Linked DNA regions of Homo sapiens: all the other regions are linked to region 1. The links are chromatin contacts, found by Hi-C in ENCODE. All regions are on one chromosome and are shown on one strand. The core of a region is the stretch at or near the end of the contact, and the rest is flanking DNA. Distances in the headings are between cores, read along the strand shown.

What was found. A loop is a pair of places that touch in the nucleus more often than their neighbours do. Pooled maps may share reads with other maps.
Region 2: a map with no recorded cell type shows a loop between it and region 1 (4-fold over the local background). The contact joins the enhancer-like site here to the promoter of LINC02977 in region 1. A Hi-C loop is called at or near these places in 4 of 37 single-sample maps with no recorded cell type and 3 of 50 pooled maps.
Region 3: a loop to region 1 is called in a map with no recorded cell type, with 4 times the contacts of the local background. The contact joins the enhancer-like site here to the promoter of LINC02977 in region 1. A Hi-C loop is called at or near these places in 2 of 37 single-sample maps with no recorded cell type and 6 of 50 pooled maps.
Region 4: a map with no recorded cell type shows a loop between it and region 1 (10-fold over the local background). The contact joins the enhancer-like site here to the promoter of LINC02977 in region 1. A Hi-C loop is called at or near these places in 9 of 37 single-sample maps with no recorded cell type and 2 of 50 pooled maps.

The regions. Positions count from the first base shown.
Region 1 is chr9:112,039,010-112,041,768 of GRCh38, reverse strand. LINC02977 (long intergenic non-protein coding RNA 2977) reads left to right here and starts at 1,345. Exons shown (of 3, transcript NR_186812.1): 1 at 1,345-2,759. SUSD1 (sushi domain containing 1) reads left to right here. Exons shown (of 17, transcript NM_022486.5): 17 at 277-986. The coding sequence ends at 277. RefSeq lists enhancers at 1-97, 1-702, 98-737.
Region 2 is chr9:110,140,187-110,142,945 of GRCh38, reverse strand. The region is part of intron 8 of PALM2AKAP2 (PALM2 and AKAP2 fusion); the gene reads right to left. Among named protein-coding and RNA genes, the nearest start is that of C9orf152, 67 kb to the left of the region's middle. Within about 2 kb of position 1,430, at least 11 of the 41 ENCODE cell types and tissues checked have a DNase peak (open chromatin) inside an H3K27ac peak, as active enhancers do.
Region 3 is chr9:113,509,813-113,512,571 of GRCh38, reverse strand. All of the region lies in intron 12 of RGS3 (regulator of G protein signaling 3), which reads right to left. Among named protein-coding and RNA genes, the nearest start is that of RGS3, 47 kb to the right of the region's middle. RefSeq lists enhancers at 184-273, 524-573. Within about 2 kb of position 1,416, at least 13 of the 41 ENCODE cell types and tissues checked have a DNase peak (open chromatin) inside an H3K27ac peak, as active enhancers do.
Region 4 is chr9:110,801,165-110,803,923 of GRCh38, reverse strand. MUSK (muscle associated receptor tyrosine kinase) reads right to left here. Exons shown (of 15, transcript NM_005592.4): 15 at 1-2,759. Among named protein-coding and RNA genes, the nearest start is that of MUSK, 130 kb to the right of the region's middle. Within about 2 kb of position 1,348, at least 2 of the 41 ENCODE cell types and tissues checked have a DNase peak (open chromatin) inside an H3K27ac peak, as active enhancers do.

The DNA.
Region 1 (2,759 bases), core at 96-2,595:
GTGGGTGGAGGTTGTCCTTGGCTCAGCAGAGCACACTCAGCGGTGAAAGGCATGACTAACCCTGTACCTCCAGGTAGCATGGGGGATGCCTTCCCAGGAAAAGAGCAGGACCAGTGATGGCTGCCCTGGCCACACACAGAGGGGTGGCTGAGCTTCCATGCTGCTCCCCCTCGCCTCCTCCCATGGGTGTGCGTGTGAGCTGTGCATAGAGATGCACAGTGGGAAAACCAAAGTGTGTTCATATTTGTCTCTTTTCTTTTCCTCCTCCATGTCTAGATGGCAGATGGACACTGAGTGGGGAGGATGCACTGCTGCTGGGCAGGTGTTCTGGCAGCTTCTCAGGTGCCCGCACAGAGGCTCCGTGTGACTTCCGTCCAGGGAGCATGTGGGCCTGCAACTTTCTCCATTCCCAGCTGGGCCCCATTCCTGGATTTAAGATGGTGGCTATCCCTGAGGAGTCACCATAAGGAGAAAACTCAGGAATTCTGAGTCTTCCCTGCTACAGGACCAGTTCTGTGCAATGAACTTGAGACTCCTGATGTACACTGTGATATTGACCGAAGGCTACATACAGATCTGTGAATCTTGGCTGGGACTTCCTCTGAGTGATGCCTGAGGGTCAGCTCCTCTAGACATTGACTGCAAGAGAATCTCTGCAACCTCCTATATAAAAGCATTTCTGTTAATTCATTCAGAATCCATTCTTTACAATATGCAGTGAGATGGGCTTAAGTTTGGGCTAGAGTTTGACTTTATGAAGGAGGTCATTGAAAAAGAGAACAGTGACGTAGGCAAATGTTTCAAGCACTTTAGAAACAGTACTTTTCCTATAATTAGTTGATATACTAATGAGAAAATATACTAGCCTGGCCATGCCAATAAGTTTCCTGCTGTGTCTGTTAGGCAGCATTGCTTTGATGCAATTTCTATTGTCCTATATATTCAAAAGTAATGTCTACATTCCAGTAAAAATATCCCGTAATTAAGATTGTTCTTCCCTTGGTTAATTTTTCTGTTACTAAGCGTCTTCTAAAAATGCTCTTTGCCCCCTGTTAGAAACTGAGATTTGGTGGTAGTGTAGTAGCAATGCTTAAAACAGTATTGAGCCCATGGCTAGACTAGAGTCCATGTGTGTTTCAGGGGAGGGGTTGCCATAGAGGGTGACACTTCTTTTATCTAAACTTCAGTAACTATGAATGTTACTCCATTATGAACTATGAAACATTAGATATAAGCGGTGCTGGACCTACTGTGAATATGCTAAGTTGACAGCTGGAGTCTATTTGATTTTACTTTTAAATCATGAATTGGCATTCTTTCCTCTTTTTTTTTTTTTTTTTTTTGAGATGGACTCCCACTCTGTTGCCCAGGCTGGAGGGAAGTGGCGTGATCTCAGCTCACTGCAACCTCTGCCTCCCGGGTTCAAGTGATTCTCCTGCCTCAGCCTCCCATGTAGCTGGGACCACAGGGCCCCCCCACCACGCCCAGGTAATTTTTGTATGTTTAGTAGAGATGGAGTTTCACCATGTTGGCCAGGGTGGTTTCAAACTCCTGATCTCAGTTGATTCGCCCACCTTTGCCTCCCAAAGTGCTGAGATTACAGGTGTGAGCCACACGCCCGGCACTAACTAACAATTTAACTCCAAGACTCAGTAAGAAACGAATGGGGAAGGAAAGACAGAGGCTTCTGGCATCTCTCCTTCTCCCTTGCCTGCTAGGCCTAGAGAAGAAAAACCATGGAGGAGGGGAGGTGATACTGCACAGCCTCAAGATGCAGCATAGACGAATGCAGTCCTTAGCAAAAGGAAAGGGCTTCCCAATGCAGTGGGCCGGTGTGTTCACCGGCTTGCTGGGTGTCAGTGAGGGAAGACTCTGAGTGCCTTGGGCTTATGGGCAGATGAAGAGACAAGAGGAACAAGTACAAACTGCCCATGTAGCTGCTCCACCCCAGGGAGTCCAGAGTGTATCCGCTCTATTGGGAAGAATTAGAGAGAGGCGAGTAATATCCTGACATTCAGGTGTTCAATGCCAGCTGTCAGCCTCTGGCCCCTGCCAGTGTTAGGAATGATTCCCCTGTCCTCTGGGGTACTGCCCTCCGACGACAACTTAGGATCAGCATTTAAAACCCTTTCTGCTCTCGTCTTAGGTAAATTATAGACCAGAACGGGTCTATAATGGGGACAGGTCCCCATCCTAACCCCCAGAGACCGTTTCTCTCAATAGATGAATACAAATAGCTCTCAATTTTTAATTTTTATGTGCAATAATGCAAACATACTTTTTTTTTTTTTTGAGACGGAGTCTCACTCTTTCTCCCAGGCGGGAGTGTAGTGGCGCTATCTCGACTCACTGCAAGCTCCGCCTCCCGGGTTCACGCCATTCTCCTGCCTCAGCCTCTGGAGTAGCTGGGACTACAGGTATCCGCCACCGTGCCCAGCTAATTTTTTGTATTTTTAGTAGAGATGGGGTTTCACCGTGTTAGCCAGGATGGTCTCGATCTCATGACCTCGTGATCCACCCGCCTTGGCCTCCCAAAGTGCTGGTATTACAGGCATGAACCACCACGCCTGGCCGCAAACATACATTTTTATAGCTCCTGAACTAAATTGGGTATCAATACAAATTACTGTGGTTAGTGTAGGGCTCGGCCTCTGATGAGTGAGGATCTTTCCTCAAAGCCCACCTTTGTCCAAAGAAAGAATCTGAGCCTCCCCTTGACTTATTTTATTTTTTGCCAGTTTTGTAAATGCTGTATGCTT
Region 2 (2,759 bases), core at 181-2,680, 1.9 Mb after region 1:
CATCAACTCACAGTGAAGGCAGGACAGCTTGGGGTTGTGTTCAGATAATTACTCCTTTAAAAACTCTCACTGGCTTCTCACTGACCATAGGGTAAACTCTAAAGTCTACAACCCTTAACATGATTGATAGAGCTCTTGGTTGTCTGGCTCCAAATCTATTTCTGTTTTGTTTTAAATCTCTTCCATTAACTTACTCTTAAATATCTCAAATGTGCCAAGTTCTCTATTCCTTTTGAGCCTCTCTTAGGTGCCCTTCCTTCTCCCCTACACCCTGAGCCCAACTTTACCCCTTCAGTTCTCAGCTTAGACAGTAATTTCCTAAGGAAGGAAGACTTTCTTTATCCTCCAAATGATATGGTCTTCCTTGTTTGTGCTCCTACAGGTCTCTGTGCTTCTCTGTCATAAAATTGCCTCATTTGTTTAATGTTGTTTCTCTTACTGAACCATTAAGTTCCCTGAGAGCAGGGACTATACATTTTTATTCACCTCTGTATAAACAAATGTCACTCAAATTCTATTTAAGTGGAGCTTCTTCCTTTAAAAGTCAAATAAGGGCCAGGTGCAGTGGCTCATGCCTGTAATCCTAGCACTTTGGGAGGCCAAGGCGGGCGGATCACCTGAGGCGGATCAGGAGTTGGAGACCAGCCTGGCCAACATGATGAAACTCTGTCTCTACTAAAAATACAAAAAACAAACAAACAAAAAATTTAGCTGGGCATGGTGATGGACACCTGTAATCCCAGCTATTCAGGAGGCTGAGGCAGGAGAATCACTTGAACCTGGGAGGTGGAGGTTGCAGTGAGCCGAGTTTGCCCCATTGCACTCCAGCCTGGGAGACAGAGCAAGACTCTGCCTCAAAAAAAAAAAAAAAAAAAAAGTAAAATAAGAACCAACAAGATAATTTCTAGATACCCGGTCATTAACAATGACTATATCCTTTTCAAAACAGAACTTCTATCATTCATTGTCCATCTTTTAAAAGCAAAAGCACTAAAAGCAAAAACAAATAGCATTTCCACACCAGGGGGATGGGGTTTCTGTCTAGATAACTTTTGTATGGAAAGAATTAGAAGATTTCTCCTTCCTTACCACATCTTGGCTCTCAGTGGATTTTATTTGCTTTAAGGTTTTAGGATTCCAGCATGCCACCAGCATGATTTCTACCAGAGAAGTTAAAAATTATATTTTTCATCACCTAGTATCCAATCATCAATCTGAGTCACACAACAAACTAGTGGAGTCACTTCTTCTGGCATGAAATATGAAATGTGCCGCAGGAACTTGGTAACACCTCCATTCACAAAACCACTGAAGCCAGGAGTTCTGACCCTAGCCATGAATTGTCTAGTTTGGCTGCTCAGAGTCACGTGTCAGCCTTCTCCCCGATCATGAACTTGGAGGTTGGCCAGCCAAGCAATACTCCAAAGATTTCCAGGCATGAACAGGAAGAAAATTGTATTTTACATTCCGTTTCTTTCAACTCATGTTGTAATTCTGGGAAGCCCGGGTGCCTGCTTTAAATGTTCTAGAGATAAACATGAAGGAATGACATGTATGCATATCATTATCATGATTGTACTCAATACGACATCAAGATTGGAACAGACTTGCACGGATGAATTACCATCCCCTTGTAGGGACCAGAAATCAATCCTATGGGGGTGGGATATGGGAGAAGAGATCAGCATTAGCATAGAGGGAAGTACTGGGGAGATTGATACTGGGTTGCTGGGATGCCAGTGGCAAGCCTTAGGATGCTGACTTGTTTAAGGCAACCTCGGTCCTGGTGGGGAAGCCTGATGGACAACAGCCGGTGGGGGAATCAGGAGAAAGCATTGAAATGTCTTTATATTAGACAGTTGTTTATGTGCTAGAAATAAAGTTGGAGGTAATATGGTGAGGGGTTCGATTAAGAGATAGAGACAGAGAAGCCTGAAAATACTCATGCTACGGTCTGAATGTTTGTGCCCGCCCCCCCATTATTCATTTGTTGAAACTTTATCACCAATTTGATGGCATATATTAAGAAAGTCACTGCACTCTTCCTCTTCTTCCTCCCTTTCCTTTCCTTCCCAAACAACTCAGTCCAAAAGTCACTAGGCCAGGCTGAATAAGATGGTACCTGCTGTAGTGTTGGAGCCCAGGGAGGGTAAGGAGGGTGTTGGTGAAGGGTCGTGGCAGTGGCCACCTGGAAAATGATGTCGGAGCCCAAGTTTGGTGAGGAAAACAGGAGACTGGTTATACTGGAGTGTGGGGGAAGGAGGGCTAGTTAAATAATAAACATATTACAGATAATAAAAACTAAGTATCTTTTGTCAAGAAGGTGGTCACAAATATGGAAAGGGAGAAAGTATGAATGAACTTTTTATTAAATAAGAATTAAAAAGCATCAGGGCAAACTCATGGTTTTCAAGAGAGATGTGTGTAATTTCTAATTCTGTCCACTGAGAGTGCCTGGGGCTAGTGACAATGCAATAACAATGAGCACAGCTAGCACTCAGATCTTTGTTTCTAAATACCATTCTCCATCATCAGAAACTAGTGCTCTTCAGAGAGACGACCGATTTCAGGGTTGGGAAAGTATAAGATGAAACTGGAATATCTTGCGATGCCAGAAATTGAGGAAGCATTCAAAGGAAAACGGGGACATCTCCAAAGGACATACAAGTTAGCCAGAAAGGGCTCCCGTGAGCTGTAACTGAACAAGTTGCGGATAAAAATAATAAAAGAAATGGATTATAATCCATTGAATATCACAG
Region 3 (2,759 bases), core at 167-2,666, 1.5 Mb before region 1:
GGTTTCACACTTGCTTCCTCCTCCCACCCCCAGCCCCTTCTCACCAAGCAAGGTAAGAAAAACAAGTTGACTCCCCCCGTGCCCCTGACAAGTGACCACTGATCATAGACAAATCTGGGGGCAGCGCTCAAACCATGATAACTCAAACCACTTCCTGCCTCTTCTGTGAGTCACGGAGAGAGGAGTAGAATGAGCATGAGCCCTGGATGGGCACAGGAGGAACAGATACAAGGAAGATGTCACATAGCTCCTTGTCTGATCTGGCCCTACATATCAGTCCCAGAGGGATGTGTGCTGCCAGGCCCTGGACCCTTTGTTTAAAGCACCATCCTCAGTCTCAAGATCATCACTGAATTTGAGTTGGATAAGACACCCGAGCTTGATCACTGACTTCCCAAGTCAGAGACAGTCTGTGTAACCCTGAACAGCTTCCTTCCTTCTCTGAATCAAAGTTTTCTCCACTTTGAAGTGGAGATAATACTGATTGCTGCCTCGCTTGCCCCAGGGCCAGTGGGAGGTTCACACAAGAGACCTGATGGAAAAGAGCTTGGTGGATTGTACCACAGTGTGAGTAGTCAGGGGATTATCACAAATCCTAAGCCTCCAAGTAATCCACCTACCAGGGTTAGTAGAAGGATAGGCAGGGCTGCTCGGTCTCAAACCATGCTGTGAATGAAACCCCATGGCCAGCCTGGATCTAGACAGTCTAATTTAACATGGTTAAGCCTACAGCAGAGAAGGCAAAACCATGCAGGACTGACAAGCAGATGACTGGAACAAAATAGACCAAAAGTAAAGATGGGTACCAACTGTAAATGCCAAAATCTGGGTCCTGGGCCCCCAGTCTCGGACTTCTTAAAAAATTGATTTCTTCCCTTCTCTAGCCCAGGGGCCCAGGGCTGTCACAGAATCCTCACCAAGGGCCTCACCTGAAGTACCCAACACATAATTCTGCCTTCAGAGAGGAAAAGTCGGCTCAGCCCCATTTTGTAGACAAGGAAACTGAGGTCTGGAATGGTAGGGTGACTGGTCATTTGGCTAGTAAATTATACAAGGCAGGATTAACCCAACCTATGCAGCAGTCATGCCCTTGTGCCCAATCTCCACCCACCCCTGGATAATATGTGGCTAGTGGGAGTGGCTCTGTAAAACTGATTTTTTTTTTTTTTTAGAACAGTACAGCTTGCAACCCAGTTACTGAGCTCTGTGAAGGCAAACTCATTTACTTCCCACCTGCTACCGATGTCTGGTCCAAACCCCCATATCACCCTTTTCTCCTCCAACACCTGCTTCACCGACCAAATACAGTAATTACAGGGCTTTGCTCCCAGATTCTGAGGCGAGCCCTGGCAGCCACCCTGCCCTGGCAGTGGCGAATCTGAGGCCAGGTCACCTTTACAGGGCAGGGACAATGCCAAGGGCACCAGCAGCCCTGGGAAACATGCCAACCACAGCCGGGCAGGCACTCTGGGCTCCGGAAGGGCACCAGACCCTATTCAACTCAGGATGGCTTAACTCTCCCTCCTATTCAACTCAGGATGACCCAACACTCCTGAAGGGCTATCTCTTGGCAGCCCAGCCAGAGGAGGGGGACTAAGAAGCCAGCACCCTGGTGACAGCCTTAACCTCTGGACAATCCCAAGTGTGTTTAAGGGAAATTGTGTGCCCTGAATTTCACCCTTTCCTCTGAATCCTAAAATTGTGAGCTACAAAGACTTGATCCCTGGTAAAGAGTGAAGATTTATTATTATGAAGAATACATAAAGTAAGGTCAGGATCTTAATACAATGCATTCAAAGAGCTAGCATGGTTATTAATATCATCATCATTTCCTCACTTGTCCCTTTCCCCATGGCTTAGATAACTGTGCTCTTGCTGACTTACTATGTATTATACTCTCAGAGGGGAATGAAACATGGATACAGGCTGGGAGCACAGAAGGGAGACACAGAAGTACCTCTCAACTGAGAAGGAATCAACCCCAGACACCAGCCTGTGTGCATGGGCCCACTCCAGGCAGCACACTTCTCCAGCCCCCCTCCTCCACGACCAGACTCCAAAGCCTCAGAGGCAACCCAAGTCGTTCTCCTTCAGTCAGTCACACAACCAAAATTCTACTGAGTATCTGCCATCCGCCAGGCCCTGGGTCCTGCACTGGACCTACAGAAATAAGCCAGGCCCAGGCCTTGACCCTAATGAAGTCCCTACTTAGCTGCAGCATCTCCACTCTAACCTAATGTGCCAACCAAAAGCTTTTTAAAAACTCATCATTGATGGAATACTACTCAGCCATAAAAGGGAATGAATTAACGGCATTTGCAGCGACCTGGATGAGATTGGAGACTATTTTTCTAAGTGAAGTAACTCAGGAATGGAAAACCAAACATTGTATGTTCTCAACGATACATGGGAGCTAAGCTATGAGGACGCAAAGGCATAAGAATGATACCATGGACTTTGCAGACTTCGGGGGAAGGATGGGAGGGGGGTGAGAGATAAAAGACTACGAATGGGGTGCAGTATATTCTGCTCGGGTTATGGGTGCACCAAAATCTCACAAATCACCACTAAAAATCTTACGTAACCAAATACCACTTGTACCCCAATAATCTATGGAAAAATAAAAAATAAAAATAAAACTCATCATTGAATTGCTGTCGGACTTCTCCCCAGAAGGAACACAGATTTATTTCCAACTGACCAGGCTCAACTGCCCAAATGCCCCAGACCGGAGAGAAAGAAGATGTCTTCCATCAGCA
Region 4 (2,759 bases), core at 99-2,598, 1.2 Mb after region 1:
TGTCCTGGCACTTGGTAACAGTGACACTGTGAGTGTCTCTCTTTTGTCTACCTTTTTGAATGTATATGATGATTCTACCATGAAAAAAAATCTTATTTAAAAAAGTAAACAATATTGGTGAATAATGCATCTATACTCCTGTGATTCAGAACATTAGATCGAGCACTTAGGGAATAAGTCAGTGATCTTAACTTGAAAATGTAATTAGAACTCATGAAAAAATAAACATGTCACCTATTAGATGTTATGATTAACTTAAATTGATAATGCTGAAATATACTTTTTTTGCTATTCATTAAAAAGACTTAGGAAGTTAATAGAATAAAATATAGATATAGAGTGTGCTTGAAACGACATGCAAATTACAAATCACTTCCACAGAGTTACTGAGGTTCAGTTATTGCTTCTATCATGTACAGAGGCTCTACAGTATAGTGGTTGAGAATTCGGCCTCTTTTGGTCAAAAAGTAGGCTCTGTTGCTGTGTGCACTCGGGCCAGTTGCACAATCTCTCTGTGACTGTTGGAGGCTGAGCTTGCAGTGAGCCAAGATCGTGCCACTGCACTCCAGCCTGGGCGACAGAGCGAGACTCCGTCTCAAAAACAAAACAAAACAAAGCAAAACTAAAATGTATATAATGATAGTACCAACATTACAGGGATGTTGTGAGGTTTAAGTTCATATATTTAAAGGCCTCAGAATACACATGGTAAGATTTCAATAAATGCTAGCTGATATTATAATTTTTATGATTACTGTTACTCTATTTTCTGTCAGCCTGACTTCTATGTCTGTCTTTTACAACAAAACTTTATCAGCGGAGAAAGCCCGAAGCTGTCTTTGAATTTTGCAGAGCATACATGAACCATCTAAAATAAGCCATGGATATCTATGCTCAAGTTCTAGACTTGCTGGTGGCCCTCTCCAACTTTTCTGCTTTGTTGGCATCTTGACTTTCTGCTTTAGACACACGCTGCAACTTTATTCTTTATTCAGTCATTTGGATTACAGTATCAATTTTGGACTTAGACTCATGATTTTTATCTGAAGCACTTCTTTAGGTCTCAGTCCTAAATGCTGACCTCGCTATTTATGAACCAGAACTGTGACTAAGGACCGCCTTACTGTCGTTGTATCCTACAGAATCTGTTCAGGTCTGAAATGAGAGGAAGGCCAGCTAATAGACAGGGTGGGCAACGGTAGAGGTTGAGTCATTGGCTCTTGGGTTGAAGGGAAGAGGATGTCAGCAGGAGGATTTTAGGAAGTAAAACTAATAGAAAACTGATGATGAAAGAGAGGGCAAAGTCTAGGAAAATTTCTACATTTTTGTCTTGGTTGCCTGGAGACACTATGAATAAGAAATGGCAGGTTTCCCACCAAAGATGTCAAGCTGTTACATGAGGCAGATTTGGGGATTTCAGGCAGAGTTTTCCAGCAGACAGCGAAAATCTACTTTCAAGAATTCACACCATTCCTCCAATGCCCTAACTACCAATTAGTCTGAATTAAGATAAGCTGGTATAGAGTAGACTGTTATTTTCTCTTCCCTGTTCGTTTTCAGGAGAATTTGGGTTCCTGCTATATCAGAAATAAACTCAGATCATGTATGGACTTAGATAAAGATGTATTGTGTGAGGATCCACTGAGAAAAAATCTGAACCCCCAGGAATCTGAGTTCCAGAGCTGCTGCTTTTTTTTTTAAATCATGAAATACAACAAAATCAGTTAATATGTCATGCACAAAGTTGTTAAGCAGAACGATATTAATTCTACAGCCAACTGAATTTGTTTCTAAAAGGAATAAAATGTCAGAATGCACAGAAATATCAGTTTTGAAATAACTCAGAGCCACAAGTGTATCTTGTGAAATCTCATATTATAAATTATGGTTTAAGAGATTTAAATAGACTCTAGTAATAATATTAATAGGTGAGAATGTTGAAATGTGTGGCTTCAAAGGCAAATGCAGGAAAAATAGTAATACTTTGCAAAAGGCATATACATATCAATCTACAATGGTATTTAAAATGTTATTATTTCTGCCAGAGTGTTTATTACATGAATGAAATAAAAGAAAAAAATAGCTTAATAACTAAAAAAGGACAGAAGTCCTGGAAAGAAGAAGAAATAAAGATTAAAGCAATGGAAAAGATACCAATACAATTTTTAAAGGAAAAGGTAAATCAGTAAGATACAAAAACTTGTTTCAAGAAAACTGGAGGAATAAAATAAGCAGACTTAATTCATGACAAATGCACAGAAAGGAAAAAAGGAGGGGCACAGGACAGAAAAGGGAACTCAGAGTTACAGGCTTGCTGATTTGCTGTTTCATTCCTTAGAAACCCTCTATCAATAAAATGTAACCACAACTCTGCAGAATACAAACAAATATAAAATTATGCATTAAATGCAAGAAAGATTTAATAAAACACTAAGACTCGTCTTTGGGGGGAGACAGAATGAGTGGCTTTTCCTTCTTTTTAGTTTTCTGTACTTCACCTAAGTGTCTTACATGACGATTAAGCTACTTTCACAATGGACAGGAATTAACTCAATTAAAAAATGAAGCTCTGAATCCCATTTCATATTAAAATTTAATACAGCAGAGCTTTACTCTGTGACCAGCTACTTTGGAAACTGAACAGGATGACATTCTTCCCTGTGCAGTGTGTATTACAAACCTTCATGAAGAAGAATAGTTGTCTCCATTATCTGACACATTTCCTAGCCTGTGTTTCCAATCACTGGCTTTCAATGGGT